Regions from separate parts of the Homo sapiens genome. Here regions 1, 2 and 3 are each linked to region 4. Evidence: chromatin contacts called from ENCODE Hi-C or POLR2A ChIA-PET data. All regions are on one chromosome and are shown on one strand. Each heading gives the region's core, a stretch centred on a gene start or an enhancer-like site at or near the end of the contact. The rest is flanking DNA. Distances are from core to core; before and after follow the strand shown.

What was found. A loop is a pair of places that touch in the nucleus more often than their neighbours do. ChIA-PET counts read pairs that join two places held with the same protein, here RNA polymerase II (POLR2A). Pooled maps may share reads with other maps.
Region 1: a loop to region 4 is called in a pooled map, with 3 times the contacts of the local background. The contact joins the enhancer-like site here to the promoter of ELFN1 in region 4. A Hi-C loop is called at or near these places in 2 of 168 maps with a recorded cell type or tissue (IMR-90 and mammary epithelial cell) and 7 of 50 pooled maps.
Region 2: a loop to region 4 is called in a map of right cardiac atrium, with 2.0 times the contacts of the local background. The contact joins the enhancer-like site here to the promoter of ELFN1 in region 4. A Hi-C loop is called at or near these places in 1 of 168 maps with a recorded cell type or tissue (right cardiac atrium) and 2 of 50 pooled maps. POLR2A ChIA-PET finds 5 or more read pairs at or near these places in 2 of 52 experiments (BJ and Caco-2).
Region 3: a map of naive thymus-derived CD4-positive, alpha-beta T cell shows a loop between it and region 4 (3-fold over the local background). The contact joins the enhancer-like site here to the promoter of ELFN1 in region 4. A Hi-C loop is called at or near these places in 5 of 168 maps with a recorded cell type or tissue (A673, CD4-positive, alpha-beta T cell, mammary epithelial cell and 1 more), 4 of 37 single-sample maps with no recorded cell type and 14 of 50 pooled maps. POLR2A ChIA-PET finds 5 or more read pairs at or near these places in 2 of 52 experiments (AG04449 and activated CD4-positive, alpha-beta T cell).

Annotation. Positions count from the first base shown.
Region 1 is chr7:1,816,992-1,820,027 of GRCh38, reverse strand. All of the region lies in intron 18 of MAD1L1 (mitotic arrest deficient 1 like 1), which reads left to right. Among named protein-coding and RNA genes, the nearest start is that of MIR4655, 26 kb to the left of the region's middle. Within about 2 kb of position 1,752, at least 6 of the 41 ENCODE cell types and tissues checked have a DNase peak (open chromatin) inside an H3K27ac peak, as active enhancers do.
Region 2 is chr7:1,894,544-1,897,458 of GRCh38, reverse strand. All of the region lies in intron 18 of MAD1L1 (mitotic arrest deficient 1 like 1), which reads left to right. Among named protein-coding and RNA genes, the nearest start is that of MIR4655, 52 kb to the right of the region's middle. Within about 2 kb of position 1,663, at least 5 of the 41 ENCODE cell types and tissues checked have a DNase peak (open chromatin) inside an H3K27ac peak, as active enhancers do.
Region 3 is chr7:1,918,600-1,921,578 of GRCh38, reverse strand. All of the region lies in intron 17 of MAD1L1 (mitotic arrest deficient 1 like 1), which reads left to right. Among named protein-coding and RNA genes, the nearest start is that of MIR4655, 76 kb to the right of the region's middle. Within about 2 kb of position 1,323, at least 6 of the 41 ENCODE cell types and tissues checked have a DNase peak (open chromatin) inside an H3K27ac peak, as active enhancers do.
Region 4 is chr7:1,668,459-1,671,640 of GRCh38, reverse strand. It overlaps ELFN1 (extracellular leucine rich repeat and fibronectin type III domain containing 1), which reads right to left and starts at 1,364. Exons shown (of 4, transcript NM_001128636.4): 1 at 1,287-1,364. RefSeq lists enhancers at 1-518, 519-1,225, 1,226-1,932, 1,933-2,640.

The sequences.
Region 1 (3,036 bases), core at 503-3,002, 150 kb before region 4:
AGTAGCATCGTTTCCATTTCCTGCGTGTCTTCTCATTTTACTGCATTATTTCAGCTTTCCTTGTTTGAGCCAGGATTCAGGGCTTCCTTCATTCCATCTCTAGCTTCCTCCCCTCGAGTTTCCCAGTTCATGGAGTTTCTCTTGGACCCTCAGCAGCAGGGGGTCTTGTTCTTGACAGGAATCCCTCACACTTCCCCCTTGGCCTCCGAGCCCCACCACATCCTGCGGTTGGTGGTGTGTGGAGAAAGTGGTGTGTGGAGAGAGTTGGTGGTGTGCGCTGTCTCTGCTCTCCAAGCCCTTTGTCAGCCCCCACCCCTCCCTCACTCCGTGCCTCTTGTCCGTGCCCGCTGGGACACCATGGGGCTCGGCTCAGGGGATGGTGGGACCAGCGCTTAGTAAGACTAGTCAGCCCTAGGCACCGAGTGAGCACTGCTCACGTGGCAGAGCTGGAATGGGGGCCGGGCACACAATCCCTGGCCCACGTGTTCCACGGACATGCTGCAGAGGTCCCCGGCCCTCCAGGGCAGGCCCTCTCTGCTTCCAGAGGGGCAGGTGAGCCCCAGGCCAGGCCAGCGAGGGTCTGGACTAGAGTGCAGTGGCCACAATGGACGCCGCGAGTGTCTTCATTAAGAGTGAGTGTCTCAGTCTCCCCCAGGGCGCCCGCCAGCCACAGGGCCGCTATGTGCGCAGACTAGACAGGTGGCAGCTCGGGCCGGCCAGGCAGAGGGAGAGGAAGCCAGAGCCTGCGCGCAGGCAGCCTCAGAAGTATTTCCAGCCACAGCCAACGTGTCTTACTGGCAATTTGCTTTTTAAAAAATTGCAGTTTAATTTTAAGTGAGCAGCCCGTAATTACAGTGATTTACGAGGTACCTGGGGACTGTGTGATATTTGAACATGGCAGAGGGCTGAGCAGCGATGGCAGAGATGGATGGGCCCGGCGCCACTCATTCAGCAGGTCCTGCTAATGCCGGAGCGTTAGACCGAGGTGGAGCCTCCCAATGTGGCTGGGTACGCTGGGGGAAACGGAGTCAGAGGTGGGCTGCACAGCAGGTCGACTTGTTCACCGGGGGCTGGTGTTTTGCAAACGCTGGGTCTGCCTTCGTGTGGGGTTTGAGCTGGGAGAGTAGCACTGGTTACTCCTGCCTGTCTCCGTCCACCCCCACCCCCACCTGGAGGGCAGCGCGGTATATTAGGGCATCATTCTTCCAGAGCCGCCTGAGGCCGGCAGAGAGGAGGTGCTGTAGGAGCCGTGAGTGGGTTGCCCGGCCTACCATTGGGAGCAGCTGTCTTGCTGACGCTGGCGGGGTGCACCTGTTTCAAATAAAGAATGATCAGAGCTCACGCCTGTAATCCTCACGTCGTGGGCAGCTGAGGCAGGAGGATCACGTCAGGCCAGGAGTTTGAGACCAGCCAGGCCAGGAGTTTGAGACCAGCCTGGGCAAAATAGCTAAAGTCTATCTATCTCTCAAAAAAATTTAAAAATTAGCCAGGTGTGCTGGCACATGCCTGTCATTCCAACTGCTCAGGAGGCTGAGGTGGATCACTTGAGTCCGGGAGCTCGAGGCTGAGTGACCCGTTATCATGCCACTGCACTCCAGCCTGGGTGACAGAGTGAGACTCGTCTCTAAAAAAAAATATTTTTAGAAATGAACGGCCAGGCTCCCAAAGCCTGCCAGCCTCTGAGGGCCGGGGAAGGCGGGTGCCTGGAAAACAGCTATTCTCTGGTCCAGCCTGGCCAGAGTCTGCACCACAGTGCGTCAGGCCCAGCCAGGTTGCCAGCCCTGGGTTGGGAGGAGGGCGAAGGGCCGGCTGAGGAGACTTCTTCCCACACTGCCTCCCCACCCCTGCCCGGCAGCTGCAGGAGAATCAGCCCCTCTGACATTTAGGGGGAGAAATTCAGAATCAAGAGCAGAAGGCAGAAGTGAAAGGATTTTCTCAGCGAAAGGTCAGAGTGGTTTCTCTTGTTTTTGTTTAAAAATGGTTTGTGTTGAACTATGACAAGGCCAAATGTACTAAGGCAGCAGAAACAGGGGGAGGGCAGGGGGAGGGCACGGGGACGGCTCCTGAGAAACAGGAGGTGCAGGAACAGGTCAGGTCGCAGGGCCTCTGGGGCAGCACGTGCTCCAAAGGTGGTGAGGGGAGGGGCGACACCATCAGGGCGGGGCCCAGCCCAGGCATGCTCCGGTGGACAGGGGAGCTGCCAGGACCAAGCTGGATGGAGCCAGGCCGCCCTGTGGCTCCTGGGGAGGGTTCCCAGAGGGCTGCCGGGCGGAGGGAGCGCTTTCCAAAACGGTTTCCTGAGCTCCGATGCACACACATGCAGCTCACCCTCACGTCTAGCGCTCCATTAGTCTACCGTTCCGTTCCTCCCGGCACATTCAGTGCGCAGCCGCGACCAGTCTAACCGTGGCACATTTCCACTGGCCCTGAGCCCTGACGTGCCCCTCCAGGACATCCCCTGGGCACGGAGTTGTGTCGACAGGTCTCTGTGACTGGCTGGGCGTGTTTTCGGGGTTTGCCCGCGTGGCAGCGTGTATCAGAGTTCGGCTGTACGAAGCGGTGTTGACGGGTAAACCCGGTTTTGTGTCTCCCTCCGGCGGTTGAGGGCTGGTTCCGCGTTCCATCTGTTGGTGATGGGATCGTGTTGCCGTGGACACCCGTGCCGAGGTCTGTGCGTGGACTGCGCTCAGACCCCCTGGCTGCGCGCCCGGGCGGGTGCTGGGCCCATGGACTCTGCGTCCAGCTCTTTGAGGAGCTGCCGGCTGTTTGCAGTGGCCGCACCACACACGCTCCCGCCAGCGACGCGGAGGGTCTGATTCCCCTCGACCCAGCAGCTCATGGTGGTTGCTCTCAGTGGCCGTCGGCGCGAGGCGGCTCCGTGTCTCGCTCAGTTGCGGTTCACGTTTCCCCGGTGCCCAGCGTCCTGGCATGAGCTCATTGGCCGTGTGTGGCTCTTCTCTGGAGAAATGTTCAAGGGCCCCTTGTTTAATTGGCTCTTTCCTCTTCATGGTGGAGTTGTGGGAGTTCTGGGCATAT
Region 2 (2,915 bases), core at 414-2,913, 230 kb before region 4:
TGGTGTGGCATTGTGGCCCCGGCATGACCTCGTGGCCCCGTCTTGGCATGTGGCTGCTTCAGGAAGGGTGGAGGGGGCGGTGGCTGTGGGAGATGAGGACAGGCAGAGACGGGCCCCACCTGGGACTGCTGTGGTCTGGAACGGGCGTCTAAACTGCCTGCAGTCTGCAGCCTCTGCGTGTCTTTATGGAACCGAGAACCAACTTTGATTTGTATAAAAGCTGTACCCAGTGCGGCCTACGCATGTCCGTCAGCGTCTCACAGCGGTGAGCCGCTGCCTGTCTGATTCAGCCTTAGCCCGGCTCTTCCTCCTCCTTCTGCACAACCCGCCCGTCTTCACAGCCTGCGCTGCACGGGGGCACCGTGCCGGGCTTGCTCTGCGTTCCTTGTGGATTTCCTGCTTCTCAGATCACAGTCATCCATTTCTACACTCTTGAAACTCTCAAACCTTTGAATAATAAAAACACACCAAGTCTTTAAGCTATCAGAAATGTACTTCTTCGCTTTTGTATAATTCTGTATACTTTGAATAATTCACAGAGGTGTTTAATGCATTATACGAATTCCATAGGTTTCTAAAATGATTAGGTATTAATAAAGGTGTACCATGAACAGTTATCACTTAACATATCACTCGTTACATCAACATTTACAAATTAAGAGGCAGCGTTTTCCCCGGATCCCTGCGTGTGCTGTAGTTGAAGCGAATCTTAGGAAGACTAACTGCAGCGGAACCTTGGGGCACCCTCCACAGTGTTTTCTGTTGAGAGTGTCGAAAATCCAAAAGAGGGAAGCAAGCCACTCGTCATCTTCCCGCGAAAGGTGGCCGCTGTCCTGCTTCGCCGTGTTTCCTTTCGGTGTTTCATACGTAGGCACATGCCTAGGCATGTTCATTTACACCTGGGAACTCGGGATCCTGGGGTTCCATTGTGTGTGCTCCTGTGTCACTTTTTAAAAACACCGTCAGCAAGTAGCATCTTGACCACTGTAAGCCCTGCATGGGCTTCTGAAGCGCAGCCCTGCCCAATGTCCTCAGGTTTGCTGGACACCAGGTCCATCCCCGTCATACCCTCGAGCATGGGCCCTGCCGCTCTTCCTGCTCGAGCCAGCATCTCAGCTCCCCCGGCCCTCATCCGCCCGCCCAGGATCCCAGCCATGGCAGGATGTTGAGACCAGAAGGCTTGGGCTGGCCTCAGCTTGCCAGTGGCCGGACTTTCAGCCCCCATGGCCTGGGCAGGAACCCCTGCCCTCCTTTCCGCCTTGGAGCCCTCTCAGCCCCCAGGCTCCTGAGGTCAGGGAGAGGCAGGAAGGGGGCCCCAGGAGGAGGAGGCAGGCGGACAGAGAGCCCAGGAGCTGGCCAGCTCCCCAGCCCTGCTCGCCCCAGGCCTAAAGGACACACAGCGTACGGGAGGCCGGGCTCGCCCTGAGGAGCCGTGGTTCCTGCAGGGGTCTGGCCTGGGCCCCGCAGCTCTTGCCAGGCATCCTGCCCGCCTTCCTAGACTCTTGTGATCTGGAGCCTTGGCGCCTCCCCAGGCCGCCCCCTCACTGCCCATCCTCCAGCCCTTGCTGTCCCTTCTTTCCAGTGGCAGGCCTGGCCTGACCTGACCTTCTGGACCACGGCCTGTCCTGGCCCAAGGCCCGTGTGAATGTGACTTTGCAGGTCCTGAGGGCTGGATGTGCTGGGTCAGAAGCCATGGAGCTGAGGCAGCCGCCTCCGGAAGGACAGACGGTCCACTGGCCCAGTGCTCCACCAGCAAGGCCTGGTGCCCGCAGAGGCCCCGCTCCCCACCCTTCCGGCCACCCACCATGCCTGCTCTGGGCCGTGTTCCGGGGGCTGGCTCAGGTGGACAGTGTCAGGGAACGAGGTTGCTTTTAGCTTACCCACTTTCCCCATGTGTGACATGCACTGTGTTTTCATGCTTGAAGCTCACAGGATCAGGGAGATTAAGTAAAGTATGGAAGGGCTTTACAAGTTGATGTTTGCAGGCGGGGCTGAGAGCTGCGGGGTGGGCCTGGCATGGGGAGCTCTGGGCAACCCAGGCAGGGGGCTGACTCTAGGTGAGCTTGTGGGCTGGTGCCCAAGTGCAGCTGTTGCCAGGGGGGTGCTGGCTGGGCCTCTGCCTCATCTGTAAAGCAGGTACAGTTACGTCTGACCCACAGGAGTAAGTGGGGCCATGTTCCTGGCACATCCATCATGGTTGCCAAGACCCCACCTTGGTCCATCGGTTTCATTTCTGAGCAGTGAAGTCCCCGCAGGAAGAAGCTGCCAACTTGTGTCTGCGGTTTTCCCTGGAACCCCAGCATCAAGGCCCACCTGCTCCATCCTCTTCACCTGGGCCCAGCTCGCTTGTAGACACCTTCTCCAGGAAGCCCTCCTGGGTTCCCCAGATGTGGGACCCTTCTTCCGCTGGCTTCCCTCCTAGGACACGTGCCACCTTGTGTTTTTCCTGACAGGCGAGTCTGCCGGAGGTTTTATCCTGTTGGGTTCGTTGTCCCTTGAGGGTCCCCAGGGGGCCTAAGTGTGCCCCTCCTGTGTTTCTCCCCCACTGCTGGGTGCCTGGTTCTTAAAGATGCTTCTTGCTCCATTTCTCCCTAGGCTTCTTTTCACAGCCTCTTTCCCCCAGCCTCACCCAACCCCCACCCTCTACTCCTGCTCTTCCTCCTCCCTCTCCCACTCCTCCTCCAGACTCTGTCCTGCCCAGCTGATGTGCCCTGCTAGCAGCTGTGCCTAGCACCCCGCTCGCCCCCTCCCCTCTTTGGAGGGCTGGGGCCTCCCAGACCTTCCTGCGCCCCATCTGGTTGATGTGGAGGGATCGCCTGCTGGATATGGGCCTTTAGAGCATGTTCATGAGGGCTGACACTGGGCATGCAGCCTCACCTCCCCAAGTTTCAGTCTCCTCACCTGTGGAGTAGAAG
Region 3 (2,979 bases), core at 74-2,573, 250 kb before region 4:
GGCTGAGGCGGGTGGATCACCTGAGGTCGGGAGTTCAAGACCAGCCTGGCCAACAAGGTGAAACCCTGTCTCTACTAAAAACACAAAACGCCAGGCGTGGCGGGAGGGTGTCTGTAGTCCCAGCTACAGGTACTATAGATGCTGAGGTGGGAGAATCGCCTGAACCTGGGGGATGGAGGTTGCAGTAAGCCAAAATCACACCATTGCACTCCAGCCTGGGCAACAGAGATAGACCCTGTCTCCAAAAAGAAAAAAAAAAAAAGAATTAGTCAAATTCAAAAAAAAGGTATCAAGGTTTTATTTTTTACTGAAATTACACTGAAGTTATAGGTTAATCTAGTGGAAGAATCTTTGGCTTTCCAGCGTCTGTGTCTGAGCAGGGAAGGGCGCCTCAGGGCCGCCTCCCTCACCGATACCACGTCTCAGACCCGCAGCGTGCCGGGGTTCCCTTTGCAGGCTCCGGTCCAGGCAGGAGTGTGTCATCTGGGCTGCCATCTGCTGGGCAGGGGTCCTGAGTCCCCACTGCTGGCTCCAGGCCGCCTCTCCGCCCTCTTCCCACCTCCCCACCCTCTCTTTGGGTTGCCTGTCTCGTCGTCTCCAGGGCTCAGAGCCGAGCTTTGCAGGAGGAGCAGGGAACATGAATCTGCACCCTTTTCTGTCTGGACCGGATGTCCCGTGAATCTTTTTTATTCAGTCAATGAAGATTAGGGTTTTTTGCTGTCGGTTTTTAAATGGATACACAGTGTTCGTGCATCGTTATGGGGTGTAGGTGATGTTGTCTTGCATGCCCAGAATGGGCAGTGGCCACACAGGGGTATTTGGGGTATCCGTCACCTCATGGACTGGTCATTTCTAAGTGTTGGGAAGACCTCCTGTCCTCTCTTCTCACTGTTTTAAAGTAGACAGCACATGTGGCTGACTGTAGTCCGCCCCCACTCGGCTGTGGAACGTGAGGTCTTACTCCTTCCATCTGGCTGTGCGTCTGTACCCACTGACCAGCCTCCGTTCATCCCCGCCCACCCCACACCTGCACCCTCCTTCTCCCCCAACTCCATGCGATGGGTTCCCCCCGCTCCCGTGGGTGAGAGCGTGCAGCGGGTCTTCCTGTTTTAACCACTTCCCTTGGTGCCTCTGAGGAATCGCTGGGTCCACAACACAGTGTGAGGCTGCCACGGCAGCCGAGTCTCCCCGACTTTCTCTGCCCCTGCTCCTCCCACACACTGTCGCTGCTCCATCTGCAGACAACACAGCCCCGGGCGAGCTTACTGGGCAGGGTTCTGCCGAAACACAGAACTCGTAGAATGTGTGTACACACGCACATGCACACGCACGCACGCACGCACACGGAGATGCTTGTTACAGGGAGTTGGCTCACGCAATGACAGGCAAGTCCCGAGAGCTGCAGGGTTGGGGGCAAGCCGGGGACCCAGGAGCACTCATGTACTGGGGAAGGACAGGGATGCTGGGCCCACACAGCCCCGGCTTCTGACTCTGGGGGTTGCTGTCTCCTAACGCTGCTGCAGCCCTGCTGTGCGCCCTCCTGGGGACCTCCGTGTCACTGGGGACCTCCGTGTCACTGGAGCTGTTGGCACTGGCCCTCTATAAGCGTTGGGTGGACTGGAGGAGGGGTGTGGGTAAGGCTGACTCCGCCCTGCCACCCCTGGGCACTTTGCAACTTCAGCTCCCTCCCCAGAGTCATCTGCAGTTTCTTTTTGTTGATCAAAGTTAAATTTCAGTTCCAAAGCAAAGTTGCTCCTGAGCTGATGGAGGAGGGGTTGCCACACACTGTCAGCTGTTTTGGACTTGGGCCATGGTCCCAGCTCTGCACCAGCAGCCATGTGACCTTGGGTTCAGCTCTCTCAGCTCTGACATGTGGCTCACTCCAATCACGGTCATTGTGGAGGGTGTGTTTATAGCAGAGGCACCGCTGGCCCATGATGTGTGCTCAGCATGATGGTGATGGCGACGATGGCGGCTGTGGCCTGAGCCCATTGGCCTCTGGGCCCGTGCAGGAGCCCATTTGGTAGAAGCTGAGCCAGGCTGGTGGGTAGAGAAACAAAAGTGGCTCCCAATGAGCCCATTCCCCAGTGCGGTCCTCCCTTTGTGTGGTAGGTCCCCAGCGAGGACGGCAGGCTTGGCTTTACAGTTCTGCCTTCAGTGCCAGCCACCTGGACCTCCTGCACCAGGTCAGGGAGAGAAGGCAGAGGAGACCTTGCAGGCTGCAGGTGTCCCTGGCTCCAACACACCGTGTGTCCATCTGAGGCCGGGGCAGCCGTGTTGGACGGCCTGGGAGCCTGAGGTCAGAAGGCTTGGATGGAGGTCCTGCTCCACGTCGTAACAGTTGGGGGTCTGGGTGGACCCTTTTCTCTCTGCATCTCAGCTTCCCCATTTGAGAAACGGGACCACCGGCCCAGGTCCTGGGGCAGTTGTGAGCGTCTGTCCCCGCACCAAGGGTGAGCGTGACAGGCGGACGATCTCTGCAGACTCCTGGGACTGAACGATAGGAGGAGGTCCCTGTCCTTGCTGGGGAGGGGCCGGATCACGGCGGCATGGGCCGGAGGGAACTGCCCTGCTGGCAAGAGCCGCCAGAGCCTGGGGTGACCCAGAGACAGGACGGGTGTTGGAAGGATCAGTGCCCCTGCCCTGCCACGTGCTCTCACCCTGTGCACTCATTGAGGCGCCCTGTAGAGAGGGGAGGGGAGGGGAGGGGGGCTGGGGCCAGGAGTAGCCACAGCACCAGTCGCCCTGGGGCCGGGAGCTGTGGTCTCCTCAGGTGGGCCCAAGTGCAGTCCAGGTGGGGCAGTGGCCTCAGAGCACAGTGGCTTTGCTGAAGGCTGGCTGGCACTCCAGTTAAACACCCTAGGCCCTTCTCTCCATGCTGTTCTTTGGTGTTGGTGTTGGGTAATAAAGGCCAGCACCATTAATTAGGTGTGTAATTAGAGTTGTAAAGGAATCATGGGATTTAATCACAGGGTTTGC
Region 4 (3,182 bases), core at 115-2,614:
TTTCCCCCAAGGCTGGGTGCAAGCTGGACCTCTTTGGAGGCTGGGGGCCTCTCTAGGGGGCAGCCCCTGAGAGAGGCAATATGGGGAGATTTGCCATTTACATCTGCTCCTGGCTCCCGGTCCCTCCACAGCTTCTGTCCCCAGGCTCTCCGCACAGCCCTTAGCCCAATCGAGGGAATGAGCGGCAGAGGCAGCCAGCCCAAGCCAGGGTCCAAAGAGGCCCCACTCCGGGTGTGCAGGAAGGGAAAGTGCTGGCACGGAGGCTTTTTGAGGACGTGCACACCTGGCTCGGCCGGCCTCGACCCTTTCTGCTAAGCCTTCGTTTTTTTCAGAAGGCATGATCATCCTAGCCCCATTTCACAGGTGTGGAAACTGAGGCTCTGAGATTCACCTGCCCCAAGGTCACACAGCTGAGACCTGGAAAAGCCGGATTTTCATCTCAGAGGGTGTCGTTTTTATGGGGGGGGGGGCGGTGTGCGGTACGGCAGGCAGTGCCCCCCGCCCCACCCTCAGCATCAAGCAGGTGACCTGCAGGTTTCAAAGGATGGAAATGGGGGCGCTTGTCTTTAGAGGCAGGTTGGGGCACGGAGGCTTGGCAGCCTCCTCCCAGCCCCCAGAGGGACGAGGACGAGGATGGACTCCAGGTGGGGCGAGGGGTGGAAAGCACCCAGTAAGTTCAGTTCGGAGCGAAGCCCCCCACCCCACCCCCCCGCCAGTGGTTGGACTCAGGGGCTGGGACCGAGGAATGTGACCCCTCCCCGTGCGTGACTGGACGGTCCCCGCGCGGAGCGAGGAGGCTCGCAGCGTCGGGGGGAGGGCGGCCCAGCAGGGAGGGCGATGCGAGCCTGGGGAGGGGTCAGCGACTCGGCCAGGAGGTGAGGACAGCCCCCTAATTTCCGGGAAGGGAAGGGCAGGGGGCCGCGTCTGGGGGGCGCCGGGCAGGGTGCGGACGGCGAAGGGGGACGGAAGGGAGAGAGGCGCTGGGGAAGGGACCTCTCGGAGGCACGGGGCAGCGTGCGGGCTGCGGCAGCGACCCCGACCCGGGCCCCCGGGCTTTGTCGGGCTGAGCCTGCGCCCGCTCCGCCGCCGCCAAGTTCCTCCAACTTTGCCCGCTGCGCTCGGATCGCGCGCCAGGCCTGGGGGCGCAGCAGGGGCTGGGGGCGCACGCTGCGCACTCGGGGACGCCCGGGGTTCGAGGTGGCGGGGGGCTTGGCCGCGCCGCTCCCCGGGGGTGGTCCGGGTCCCAAGTCCCCCAGGTTCAGCGCCCGGCCGCGCTCGCCGCTTACCTGCCCGCCCGGCCTCGGTTCCGGGGCTGCGCCCGCAGCCGCCGCCGTCCTTCAAGCTCTAACTTCGCTCCCGGGATTGAAATTCCTCCCCAGCTTCGCCCATCGATCTGCGCGCGCGGCCCCGCCCCTCGCCGCGCGGCCGGGGGGGAATTCAAGCTCGCCCTGCCCCCTCCCGCCCCCCTTCCCTCCCTCCCTCCCTCCTTCTCTCCCTCCCTCGCTCCCTCGCCCGCCTGCGCGCTCCCTTCCACCCCCTCTTCCTCCGCCGCGAGTCCGGCTCGGAGCCTCTGGCCCTCCCCTTCTCTCCCTGGCCTCCCGAGCCCCCTGCTCTCCTCGGCTCCCCGCGGCAACCCGCTCCTTCCCTCTCCCGGCGACGCGCAGGGGCTGGGGAAGGAGGGGAGGTCCTAGAAAGCGCAGGGGGCGTCCTCGCGGTCCGTCCCCGGCCCTCCCCGCCCACATCTAAAAGGTGGAGGGGGTGGGTGGGTGGGTGGGGGGAGTGGGGGCGACAGCTGTTGGCTGAACAAGCTACCCGCGACTCCCACCACCTCAAGCAAAGCCAAGGCGTTCTCAGGTCCTCCCGTCGGTCCGCCCCTTATCCGGGAGGGCAGGGACCTAGGGGCGGAGAACGCAGGGCGCAGGCCGGGCCTCCTCTGCCCAGCCCTGGCCCCGCTTCCTTCCTTCATTCACCCCAACCTCTGTGAGGACTTCAGGGGGTTCTGGAGCACTCTTCGGCTCAGTTTCACCCTGACAACCTGCCTGTGCGGAAGCCCCCGTCCGCATGTTACAGGAAGGGAAACTGAGTCAAGAGAGGCCCAGAATCTGGCCCTACACAGCGCGTCGAAGGCAGAGCCCCAGGGGCAGCCTGGACCCCCGGCAGGAGCCTCGGGACTCCACGCTCGGGCCGGGCAGGCCCCGGCGGTGCCTGGACAAGCCCGCGTTCGCAGAACGGCCGGCGCCTGGGGACCCTCTCCAGTCCCCGCGCAGCCCGCGCGTCCCCGCCGGCGCCCCCTCCCCGCTTCCTGTCCCCCGCCCGCCTCTGGTTCCCGGCCTCAGTACCCCCGGCACGCTCTCCGCTCGCCGCCAGCAGCTGGGCAATTCAACGAGCATACAAAAGAGTTGACTCAATTCAAAGGCAGCAAATCAAGATAAATCCTATAGTGTGTGGGGACCGGAGAGGGAATGTGAATGAACGCCCACGACGCCGTTCAGTCCTGTATGGACCGGCCTAGCCCGGCTGCAGGGCCTGACACGCCCGGGTCCTAGGGTTCTCCAGGAGCCAGAATCGGAGAGTGGGCTCTGAGCTGCCTTGGCTCCCAGGCCCCCAGCACTGGCCCGAATTTAGTAATTTAGAGCTTGTGGCCTCCTTCGGCTGGCTGGGTGGGGCTCCCGTGATAGGGGTGCAGAGCCTTGAAGGGGAGTGCTAGGACGAAAGCCAGTGCGCCCCCACGATTTCATGCAAATACTGGGGGGCAGGGGCCCTGGAAACCCAGCACAGCCCCAGGGGCCGGCAGGAAGGGCACCGGTGGTTTGGAACACCTAAGCTGTGGCCTTTCTCCCTCTGCCCCGACCTGGACCACGGTCAGAGCCAGGCCGCAGGCCAAGAGCAGGTCCTTGTTTACCCACCAGATAGATACTGCAAGCCTGGGATGTGCCAGGCCTGGGCCTGTGGAACGAGGCCGGCGGTGAGCGGGGCACCCTCTCCTCCCTGCCTGTCTGTGAGGTCTCCCCAGCTGCAGCTCCACTAGGGAGAAGCTGGTCGGCCCCCAGAGCTTCCTTGGTCACGCTTGGAAGGTCCCAGTAAGCTACCCTCCAGCTTCTGGCCTGGCCAGCCTTGTGCAGAAGATGACCACCGGGCTCCGGGCCCCAGCCTATCCACTCCGCCTGCCAAACATAAACCCC